Regions from separate parts of the Mus musculus genome. Here region 2 is linked to region 1. The links are chromatin loops, found by intact Hi-C in ENCODE. Cell type or tissue: heart. All regions are shown on one strand. Links, peaks and the distances in the headings refer to the core of each region. The heading gives the core; the rest is flanking DNA.

What was found. Hi-C counts contacts between places; a loop is a spot of excess contacts. Peaks named below come from ENCODE experiments on the same cell type or tissue, not always from the same donor. Only the 100,000 strongest peaks of a DNase experiment are listed, where the experiment ranks them.
Region 2: a loop joins it to region 1, with 6 times the contacts of the local background. A loop is called at or near these places in 16 of 42 quality-filtered maps.

Annotation. Positions count from the first base shown.
Region 1 is chr13:54,245,548-54,251,177 of GRCm38, forward strand. No RefSeq gene overlaps it. Among named protein-coding and RNA genes, the nearest start is that of Gm16578, 25 kb to the left of the region's middle. In heart, for the core only: a CTCF peak has its summit at 2,207 (motif pointing right); a DNase peak (open chromatin) is centred at 2,194; H3K27ac peaks cover 573 bases; H3K27me3 peaks cover 923 bases.
Region 2 is chr13:54,317,296-54,322,925 of GRCm38, forward strand. All of the region lies in intron 2 of LOC115488208 (a long non-coding RNA gene), which reads right to left. It also overlaps a transcript of Cplx2 not described here. Among named protein-coding and RNA genes, the nearest start is that of Gm52068, 14 kb to the right of the region's middle. In heart, for the core only: CTCF peaks have their summits at 3,118 (motif pointing left) and 3,319; no DNase peak of the experiment used is centred there.

The DNA.
Region 1 (5,630 bases), core at 1,009-3,508:
TCCTGGGAATAAAATAAAATGGCAGAGAGGTCTTTTCTTCTCTATAGCCTTTGTCTCAGTCAACACACACCTAGGTGATTCATGGAGACTGTGAGGGTATTTGCTCAAGGTACCAGAGAGAGTGGGGAGTGGGAGAGCAGGACACTAGAGAGCAGGAAGGACCTTAATAGAGGGTATCACACAACAAGAGCGAGCAAGTCTCTCAGCTCAGCCCATCTCTCCTCAGAAAGCTGTAATAAGGACAGAGAGGCCTACCCTCCTGTCCGCCCTCCTACCCATCTTCCTGCCCATCCTCTTGCCCACCCTCCTATCCACTCTCCTGCCCAACTTCCTGTCCACCCTTCTGCCCACCCTCCTGCCCACCTTCCTGTCCACTCTCCTGCCTACCTTCCTGTCCACCCTCCTGCCCACCTTCTTCTCCACCCTCCTGCCCACCTTCCTGCCCACCCTCCTGCCTACCCTCTTGCCCATTCTCCTGCCCACCCTCCTACCCACCCTCCTGCCCACCCTCCTGTTTCACTCAACCATGTTTGCCCCCCAAGTTCCCAGCCTCCAAATACCGTTGACCCATGATCTTGGAGATTAAACCTTCTGACACATAAACCCTGGTGACAAATATCATAGAAACCTTTGTCATGTTCAAATGATCCAAAGCAAGGATCACCACACCATCCTGCACTCAGAGAGCTAGTTATACCAGGACACAAACACCAGAAGTATGGGCTGTTGGAGAGCCTGCCTACCTGCACTGGCTCAGCTCATGACTTCCGGTTATGGGGGTGGTTAGGATGTTGCTTTTCCAAGCTCTACAAAACTTAAGCTCAGAATCGCCCTTTGCTAAGAAGCCTGTGAGGCTCCTGTTCACCACACCTCAGGTCCCATCTTCGAGGACTCAGAAGAATCCCCGTACCTCCTACTGTGCCAAGCCCAAGGCTGTGCTCTCTGAGCTGCTCCCAAGAGTTGAGTGCTCCCCAGAGCACTACCCAGCATCCTGGACAGATAAGTAAAGCCCAATTCAAAGGGAGCTTCCGTGAAGGACAGAAATTACCACCTCCAGTTCCAATTACCAGCTGAGCTAATTGCAAAAGTAATTGCAATTGAAGGGTCTAATTATGAGGCTGGGCCAGAGAAGCATTTCCTCCCTTCCGCCTCTGAGTACCCGCCCGCTCCCTCCTAGGGGGCTCAGACAGGGTGGAAACCCCATCCTGAGAGAATGGGGGCCTAGCCTGTGCCCCAGGGGCCAGACTAGTAAAGCAAAGCCAGATTTCTTCCTACCCCCATAAGGAGTTTCCACCCATGAGGGGGGCCTCTTCCGTTGTCTTGTACCACCTAGCCCATTACTGGGCCACTGAGAGCCAGGAATTATGAGCACCAAGTTCTTCAATGTCAATACCCATACCTGGGTATTTCTTACCCTGTCCTTCCCTGTGGACACTGTGTGTTGTCATTGTTGGAACCCTGTCAGAATGGCCCCTCCAACTGCCTTGGGGACTGGGATCGAATGGCTCATCTGGTCCAGGATACCCAACCTCGCCCTTGGATACCCCCAAGCTCAGCTCACAGACAACCCAGAGGAGGTGTTCATAAATAAGCAGGGCACACGAGGGTCAGCTAAGGGGGTCTAGAGTCAGCAGACCTTCCTACCCAACTATAGCTCCAACCAGCAACTCCTCTCAGGAGGCTCTGCCCCTTAAGAGATCTTCTTGAGCTGCCAGTCTTGTTGCCTTGTAGAGATTCAGGGCCAAGGAAAGGCCTGGGCTCACCTGATAACAGGATTAGGGACTGTCTGTCCATAGTGCCATGGACTGGGGGACCAAGCCTTTAAACATGGGGACCTTCTATATCCAAACTACAGCATTTTCCCATTTATCTAGGGCTCCCATCATGCCCAGGACTGTGGACATCTATCTGTGGGTCTAATCATCCTTTGAGGCTGGAGCAAAGGCTGTGCCCATCCTTCATCATTTCAGCAGGGAAAATTCAGGTGTCTCAGTTGACAGTTGTAAATTAATTAGTAACAAGTGTATATACCGTGAGTAAACAAGACCTGCAACAGCTACAGTGTGTCTCGGCATGCTGAAACAGTCATTTCTCCAGAAACTAGAAGCCATGCCACTAGGCTAGGCTCCAACACACCCACGGCTACCAGCTTGAAAGTCCCAGCCAAACTGCCAGCACCCAGAGCATCAGGGCATGAGCATCCACCAGGGGGCAGAGCAGGACCATAATACCCATTTGGCTAGAGCTGGCACCACCTAAACAAGGCAGAACCACCCCAGGTGAGGGTTACAGAGTCTTAGCTACTAGGTTAGACAGAAGGAGACCAAGGCTAAGGAGACAGGCAGAGGCAGCATCAAGTCATCCTATCTACGCTGTGGGAGTTTTAAGTAAATTCTTTCCACCTGGAGTCATGGCTTCCCTAACGTGTGTGTAAGATTGTTTTTAATGTCCTTAAGAGTTTCTTGGAGACATTCATCTGCCAAACACAAGTTAGTAATGGGCTAAATCACTGTTCAATTTCTAAAAGATGCCGCGTTAATCTGACTTCGGCTTGGGAGAGGGGGAAACACCAATCCCAAAGCTCTGTTAGGAAAAGTGTTGATTAATTGACTGTTAACAATGATCTGAGCTACAACCAGAAAAAGACAACCCAGGCCATTTCTCAATCTTATATTGAAGAGAGATGAGAGGATAGTTGAGCAAGGCTTCTGAGTGCCAACTGAATTAGCCGTTAGGGGTTTCTCACCTAACAAGAGTGGAGTGCCGGCTGAGGGGTCTGCACCATTTCGTCTCTCCGCCGCCTCTCAGCAGCCCCGGGACTGTGGGGCCAGCACAGTCTATGTGTGTCCTGCGCTATGGTGCTTAGAGGAAGGCTTTGAGAAATACTGACCGTTCCACTGTCTGCCTCAGCTTCGGTCTGCATCATCAGGAAACGCTGACTGCAAGCTCTGAACACTGACTTGAGTAAAGTTAATCTATCAGGAAGCTGAGAGGAAACAAGGGGAGCCTAGAGGGTTGGATTCAGCAAGTCTGAAGCAGCCTGGGGTCGGAGGGAGGGGGTCAGGGCGCTTCTTCTCTCAGGGTAATCGCTTTGCCTCTGTGATGGACGATCTGTGATCAGCCGTGAATCTAAATGTCTGGTGTCTGCTCACACGCAACCTCGGCGGGCTAGCTTGGAGAATGCCACTCATAATGAAGAAAGAATAGGTCCTCCAGGGAGTAGGGCAAAGGATCTGAGGAACCCAGGGCCAGCCAAGGTTCATGTCACAAGCTAAATCAGCGAGTCTGCGCTGGGAATCAAGCCCCCAACACACACACACACACACACACACACACACACACATGCTTTCTGGTCCCTGAGTCTGACTCTGTATCACCAAACATGGAAAGGTGGGCCTGGGGAAGGAACAGGCAGTGTCCTTTCTTGGGGATGAGCAGAGTTCAATGAGAGGCTTGTGGAAGACCAAGTAGACTGAGTGAATGCATGGGAGGTATCGGGAGAGACAGAGCCCTCTGTGCAGAAATATGAGCCTCAGCTGTTGCTAGTCCCAGCGCTGACAACTATTTCCTGAGTGAACACTGCCAAGCCCTGGGAGTCTCCAAGTCCAGCTGTATCATCAGTAAAGATTTTCCTGGACAAGCTCACGTGCCCTCAGGCAGCTCTCTGGCCAGCAGTGCTTCCCTTACCAAGAACAGGAATGTAGCTTCCGTGGTGACAACACTCAGCTATCCTGAGCACACTCACACATGTACACACTTTCTCTAATTGCCAGGCTCTGGTGCAACAGGGGCCCTAGGCACTGCTGGTCATTAAATGGCAAGTTCCCAGAACCAGGGGAGCTGGCTTCCCAGGAGTTGATTCCCCCATTCACTAGCTGTGTGGTCCTGGGAAAGTGGTGGATGTTAAAGCTCAGAGGAATCTGCGTCCCTCGGGTCCAGCTCTCCACCGGCAGCAGACCCAGGCCACAGATTCCAGGATGAGACATCTGGAGAGAAGGTGACTCAGTGCAGCCCAATCCTGCCACTGGAGACTCAGCCAACATGTGGGTCCAGAGTTCTATTTATATCCAAAGGTGGTATTTACCAAAATCATATGTTGGTACAGAAAGAGCTTTTATGAAATTAGACCTGGGGAATATATGGGTATTCAAGCCCTATAGAAATCTCTGATATCCCCACAGACGAATTAAAAAAAAAAATTAGCCCAGAGAGGGTTTTTTGTTTTTGTTTTTGTTTTTTTTAATGACGTTCCTCCCTTTCTGCCCATATCTTGAACAGTCCTTCCCTGGGTTCAGGATGTTTTTAGACTAGCACACTATAGAGAGCACAGCACAGCACAAAGAGGTACCCAAGAGCTTTCGGGATTCACACCTCCCCAGGGGCATAGCCCCCCATCTTCCAAACTACTCTAAGAGACAGGCCATTAACTGTTCTGCAACCACACAGTGTGAGTCCCAGCTTCCCTACCTGGGATCTCCATGCCCTTTCCTCCCACTGCCCATCCCCTGGGCCAGTCCCACGTGATTTAGGTTTGTTGTTATGGCAACATTTTCACTCCCGGATGCTGTTTGCATTAATTATAGTAATGCAAGATGTGGGGATACGTGGATCCCAAGTGTTCAAAGCACTAGAACATGGCTCCTTCTTCACACGACGGTCTGTGGGCCCTGCGATCCTGATCAATGAAAGACCTCTTCACTAGGATCCTGTCAGGCCTCCATCACTGCAGACAGCTCCCCTTGAAGACAAGGGCCCTGTTTCTAACTTGTATGACGGTGGGAGACAGTGAGGAGGGGCAAGGCTCAGCACCGCCTCTTCCATCCACCAGGCCAGAGCTTTGAATGCAGCTGTGGCAGGAACTGGGAGAAGCCAGCCATCAAAAGGGATTCCCAACAATGATCTTTAGGAGCTTCTCCCTGGCCCTCACATCCGTTGTCGGCCATGCATTCATCTGACTTGCCACGTGCTTTGTGCAAGTCTCAAGCCAAATTGACACCAGGCTTGTGCATTTGGCTTCCGGTCACCAGACACCAAAGGAGCACACAACTGACATTCCAGTGTAGTTCACATCTATAGGAAATGTACAAAAGTGTGTGGGGGGGGGACGACTGACAAAGTATCAAAGGGTCATGAGTCAGACTGCCCGGAGGAGGTGGCCCTGAAGCAGAGGCCCGTATGTGAGGAAATGTTTTGATAGAAGATAAGGTCAAAGGTAAATCGCAGGCGTCACCGATGTCAGCTTAGGAGACCATTAGTGGAGAGAGCTTGAGAGATGGTTCTCCCTTTGGCCAATGAGGGGAGAGAGCAGTCTGAAGCAAGGCATCCAGAAAGGAGTGTGTCTGCTACTACAGTGTTTATGCTGCTTCTTCTGCCACCGTAGCAAACGGCCACATGCTTAAGGGTGTAAAAAACCATATAGATGCCGGTTAGGTTCGGGGGGGGAGCAAGTGGGGACCCAAGGAGCTAAGTTATGGTACAAGTCAGGGTGTGCCCCCTGGGAGGCTCCCAGCCTCCAGCATCTCGAGGTTGTCTATATCCTTGCTTCCAGCCATAGTGATAACAGCATCCCTACAACCATCTCAGTCCCGGTATCATCTGCCCTGCTTACATGCAGATGTCACCTTAGCAGT
Region 2 (5,630 bases), core at 1,692-4,191, 72 kb after region 1:
TAAAATGAATCTGTGTTCCTTTTCTAAAAGGCATCTATATTAAAGATGATACAGTGAAACAAATCTTCCTGATAGGTACAAACTGTGGAGCACTATAAGCAAAATGTACAGGAGTCAGAGAGATCAAGATAGCCCTTGACTAAGGAAGCACTGAAGGAGTGGGGACACTGTAGGAGTTCCTTAGCTCAGAGCCCAGGCTAGCCCATAGGCAGGGATGTCTCTCACTATCACACTACCACCTTTTGGGGGCATCTCCTGGATGGAATCATGCAGACTCTTGAGGAAGAGGAATATTGCTGGGGAGGTGAGTTCCTACGGTTTCCTGATTGAGCCAGAGGTTTAAGGACCAAGAGAGCAGCTTGGCTGACAGTCAGTAGGGCCTGGACCATAGCTAGAAGTTAGGGCTGGAACAGATCTCAGGCTGCTGGTATCTAGCAAAGCTAATCTTAAAAAGAATGACTGCGGGGTCCCCTAAGAGGGAGCTGGGGTCAGGAAGAGGTAGCCTGAGCGAGCTTAGCATTCTGAAGAATGAGGTACGACCCCAAACGGTTCACATCAGCCCTCAAAGGGTCTTGTATAAACTCAGCTATGTTGATAATAAGCATCAGATGCAAGGTGTGCGGGTCTCTACAAAGTGGGTTCCCAGAAGCTGTTAGATGCCCGTGGGCTCAGTGGGAAGACTAGCTGCCAGGCCCAGCAAGATTAGAAGTCAAAGAAACAGCCATGCTCTGGAAGAGGAGCTGAGACGGCAACTTTGAGGCCTCCTGTGGGATGCATCAGTCACAGCTGAGCTTGGGAGTCACAGTCTCCGGGGAGCCCAGTAGGCCTGGCTGTGTACTCTTGGCCAAGAGAAAGCATGAAAGCTAGACCCGGCAGCATGGCAGCACTTCACACTGAGAAAGAGCTGAGACCAAAGGAAAGAAGGAGGCACTCCAGAAAGCCCAAGCTAGTAGTGGTCCCTTCCGAAGAGCCAAGGAAGCCCCAACAATGAGATTCTCTCTGCCTGACTCTCGAGGACGGTCCCTGGGGTCTCCTTGTGCTCAGTTTGGCTTGGACCATGGTTACCATACCAATCAGGGGTCAGGGCATGGGCTCCTGACCCCCTCAGACTTCCAGAATCTTCTAGATTGGAGCTCTAGGGAAGATAAGGAAGTTGAACCAGTGACTCTTGACCTCACTGCTGAAGGTCCAAGAAGCACATGGCTGAGGAAATCCAAATGGTATGTCCAGTCTCTTGACATTGTCATATTCAAAGCTGGCACTTGAGAACCAGGAAATCAAGTTTTGTTTTGGTTGGGTCTTAGTCATTCTGTTATATTCATTTTAAAGTGAAATGTCAAATCCAGACGTCTACGAGAAACTCGTTCTTAAATATTATCAAATTAACAAAAAACATATTAATATTGTGCTGACTGAACAATATCTACCAGCTGGTTGCTGCTAAATTCACTTGTTTTTCCACTATAACTCAGCTGACATATCACTTCCTGTAGAAAGTCTATGCTCTCCCCTTCCCTCTGCCTTGTCACCCTTCTTTGGACATCCACAGGCCCCATTCACCTCCTGTCACAATAGCGACCCTCTCTGTTCTAAACACTCATTGCTTCTTGTCTGCTTCTCTTGGGCTGCAGGCTCCGAGGGGTCACTGTGCTGGGTTATGCTAGCCTACTATGGTATTGTGGCAGTGACAGAGGAGGGGCTACTTGTGGATGATGGCTAGATTGCACTGTGGTGACCAATAAAGGCTGGTTGTGTGTGGTTTGACAGAGTAGTGGTCATTTCTCCTTCACATGATATCACCTGGGAAACGAGGAGAGTTTCCTTCCAAGTGGCAACTCTGGGAGGCAGACTAGCTTCGCGTCATATGCAGCAGGGGAAGGAGCAGAGAGCCCACCTGTTCCCCTTAAACACCTCAGCCTGGAAGTCATAGCCATTGAGTCTCACCTCAGCCAATGGCCAGAGTAGTCTCATTAGCCTCCTCGCTATTCGAGATGGAGAAATTGGTGAAAGCATATATTCACTGAGCCTGTACAAGGACCATGACCTGCAGACAGTGTCTGGGGCTCCAGAGGTGACCTTAAATTCCCAGAGTGTCTCAGGCAAGGATCCAATATCCTCACATAGCAATGGGTTCCTCATAGTCACGATGTGGAAGCAGCTCTTCATTTGCGTGTTTAATGTAGGGCGTCCTAAAAGGTAGGAAGACCAGGCGAGAACAGTCTTTGCAGTCTATGAGACTGTGCTCTTAAAGGGCCAGTGCACCCTAAGGCCTCCGCTGAGGTCAGTTCTCTTCCACTGCGTCTGGAGGCAGTGAGTCTAGGGTCCCAACAGAAATTCCTAAGTGCTGTCAGCCAGTTCTCATTTGCATATCTCTGCTGAAAGGAATAAGAGCTTCCTACCCCCACCTCCAATATCCTGCTCTCTGTGTAATGAGAGGATCTGGTGTCCCCAGGGAATGAGGTTTAAGGAAAAAGACTCTGCCCCTCCCCCTGACCAATCACCACCTTGGCCTCCAGAAGTTGTTCTTATGAACTAAGTGTGGTAAGGATGGAGGTGATGGATCAAGAGAGGGGCTATGAAGCCATTTGTGCTTCACAAACACACACACACACACACACACACACACACACACACACACAGACCAACAGACAGACAGACAGACAGACAGACAGAGGGTATAAATATGTAAATTAGGGTCATTTATCCTGGAAAATAGAAATTTCTAGAAAGTGTATCACAGGACAGCAAAGAAGGCTCTACCTGAATTAAATAATGGACTCCCTGGTAAGGCAAATAGGAGCCTAAAATAATAATGGTTTTCTAAACTGGATCTAGTCGCACACACCCTTAATCCAACACTCAGGAGGCTAAGGCAGGCAGATCTCTGAATTCAAGGCTATCTTGGCCTACATAGCAAATTCAACATGGGGACATAGAAATGGATCTGTCACTGGTCCTGATGCTGGGGAACTAGCAGGATATCGATCATAACCCACGTGAGAACTGCAGAGATAAATGAAGGTATGTGATAGGGCCATGGGAGCTTGCAAGGGAGCATATGGACCCCCAGGGGAGAAGTACTCAGGAAAGGAGAGGCGAAAGCAGAGGGTGGCGAACAGCCTGGTGTGTGGAAGGCCTACCTACTGCCCCCTGCTGTTTAAGACGTGAATAGCCACAAAGCTGAAACACCCCCCCCCCCCACCCCGTCCCGTCCCGTCCCGTCCCAAGCTAAGATCAAACCATAGATGGAGTTATTTAATCCTTGTTTTTTAGATTATTTTTCAGAAAAAAATCTTGAAATATGACTATGTTAGTCAGCTTCTATCGCTGTCACAAAACACCAAAGATCAGCTCAAAAAGGAAGAAAAAGCTGCAGGGGTGGCTCAGGGATTAAGAGCATATTGCTGCTCTTGTAGAGGACCCAGGTTCAATTCCCAGCACCCACATGGAGGCTCACAACTGCCTGTTACTCCAGTTCTGGGTCGGAGGGATGTGTACAATGCCCTTTTCTGACCTCCGTGTGTACTGCACATATGTGCACACCAAACACGCATACATATAAGCTAAGACGAATTTGTTTTGTAAAATAGGAAAGATTTATTTTAAATCAAGGTTTCCGAAGTTTCGTTCCGTGGGTGATTGGCTCTGTGGCTGTTAGACTTGATGCAGGAGTAACGCCATGGCAGAGTAGACAGAGGAAGAACTGCTTGCCACCGGTCAGCCAGAAAGCAGGGACAGAGGAAATGGACAGACTCTTACAGGATATACCTCGGGAGACTTGTCCTCCAGCTCTAAACCATCAGTGACTTACTCCGCTGGTATAGACAGAGTTCTCATGAGCCTGTTCCCTCTCAAAACCCGGTCTTTAAGCCACGCCTCCTTGGGAACCACGCCTTCCACACAGGAAGCTAGTTCAACTGCTCTCCTGCATTCGCAAAGCGTTCCATGGAGTTCCACACCGGACTGTACCGATACAACCCACTCAAACCAGGAAGGGACGCTACCACAGACAGCCCCATTTCTCCACTTCACAGCCCCTACCTGCCCCACGAAAGGAACCACCGCCTCAACGGCTAACCTCCTAGGAGCACTTGATTTGGTTTCGAATTTCATATCAGTGAAGTCACGCCAAAATTGAACTCAAGCCTCTGACTTCATTCGCTCACTATTAGAGCTAAGATTCTTTCTCATTGCTAGATTATATTCCTCTGCCCTCTTTCATGAAGGGTTCAAGCCCCTGGCGGGACGAGGGCAAGATCCACATTTCGTCTCAGGTGGAGTGGCCTGGGTCTATGGCCAATTCACTCAGCATCACTTAGGCTGTTGGTACATTGCACCCACTTCCTCCGTGAATTCTTGCTCTGCCTTAAGGGTTCAGAATTGTTATCAGCATCTCACAGGTAGGGGTGATTTGCCAATACAGTTGGAGATGGGAATGGAGTCTATGTGTGGGGGCCTTGTGTCCATTTTTATGCCAATCTCAGATGAAAACAGGCAGGCCCAGGAAGAATTAGAAGAGAGAAAGAAGAACAAAGAATGATTCCAAAAACATCATCACCCCTATTTTGCTGGACAGTAATTTTACCTATTTGCTCTCCCTTCTTGGCTCCCCTCACACCGAAAATCCTGGCAGAGATGAGCAGCCCACCCTGGTGTCATGTTGGGTGCCTATCCATTTAGATCAAGTGGATCAAGTCCCGTCTAGGCTACAGTTGTACAACTGAACCTTGGCTTATCCCTTTAGCTCCCTGGGCTCCGGGTTCTTTATCTGCTTTGGTAGTCTTCCTCTGAGCTGTGGTGAGAAGGCTGGTGGGGGATGAGGGGGAGATGGACTTAACACACAAACAAGCAAACAAAAGAAGGTCCAAGCCAGGCAGTGGTGGCCCACGCCTTTAACCCCAGCACTTGGGAGGCAGAGGCAGGCGGATTTCTGAGTTCCAGGCCAGCCTGGTCTACAGAGTGAGTTCCAGGACAGCCAGGGCTACACAGAGAAACACTGTCTCAAAAAAGAAACAAACAAACAAAACGAAAGAAGTGTCCAGCAGTACCCCCTGGGGATTCTTGGCACACAGTCGCTCATGTTCCTCCACAAGTTCTAGGACCGGTGCCCCTCATCCTGCCCAATCCAGTGCTGGGGCTCCCTCATCTCTAAGTAGTGACATTAGAATGCCTTTGCCTTTACAGCCGACAGCCAGCCCCTAGCGGGTTTCCTCTCTGCCAGAGAGCAGGTGTCCCGGGGGTTGGGTTTGCATTCCTCCCTAGGGACCTCCCTGTGTCTGGTCTCCCAGCAGCTGCTGTACTTCAGCTCAGAGCAAGCAATTAGCCCTAGAAGGAAGGGCCTTTTCTCTTCTCAAGGGTTCTCGTCTCACAGCTCGGATGCCTTTATTTTTGGAGCCCTACTCGGTGAAATGCTTCATCAACTCCACCTCCAAGCACATCCAATCCCCGCCCCACCCATCCACCCGTCCTCCCATTCACTAATTTGCCTAGCCATTCTGTGAGCATCTCCAGGTGCCGGGCTAGACACTGAAAGACCCACAGAGTCCCTGCCATTGAGTCTCTCACAGTGGGAGAGACAGACAATAAACAAGCAGATGGACAGAATAAATAGGATTACTTTGGACGGTACT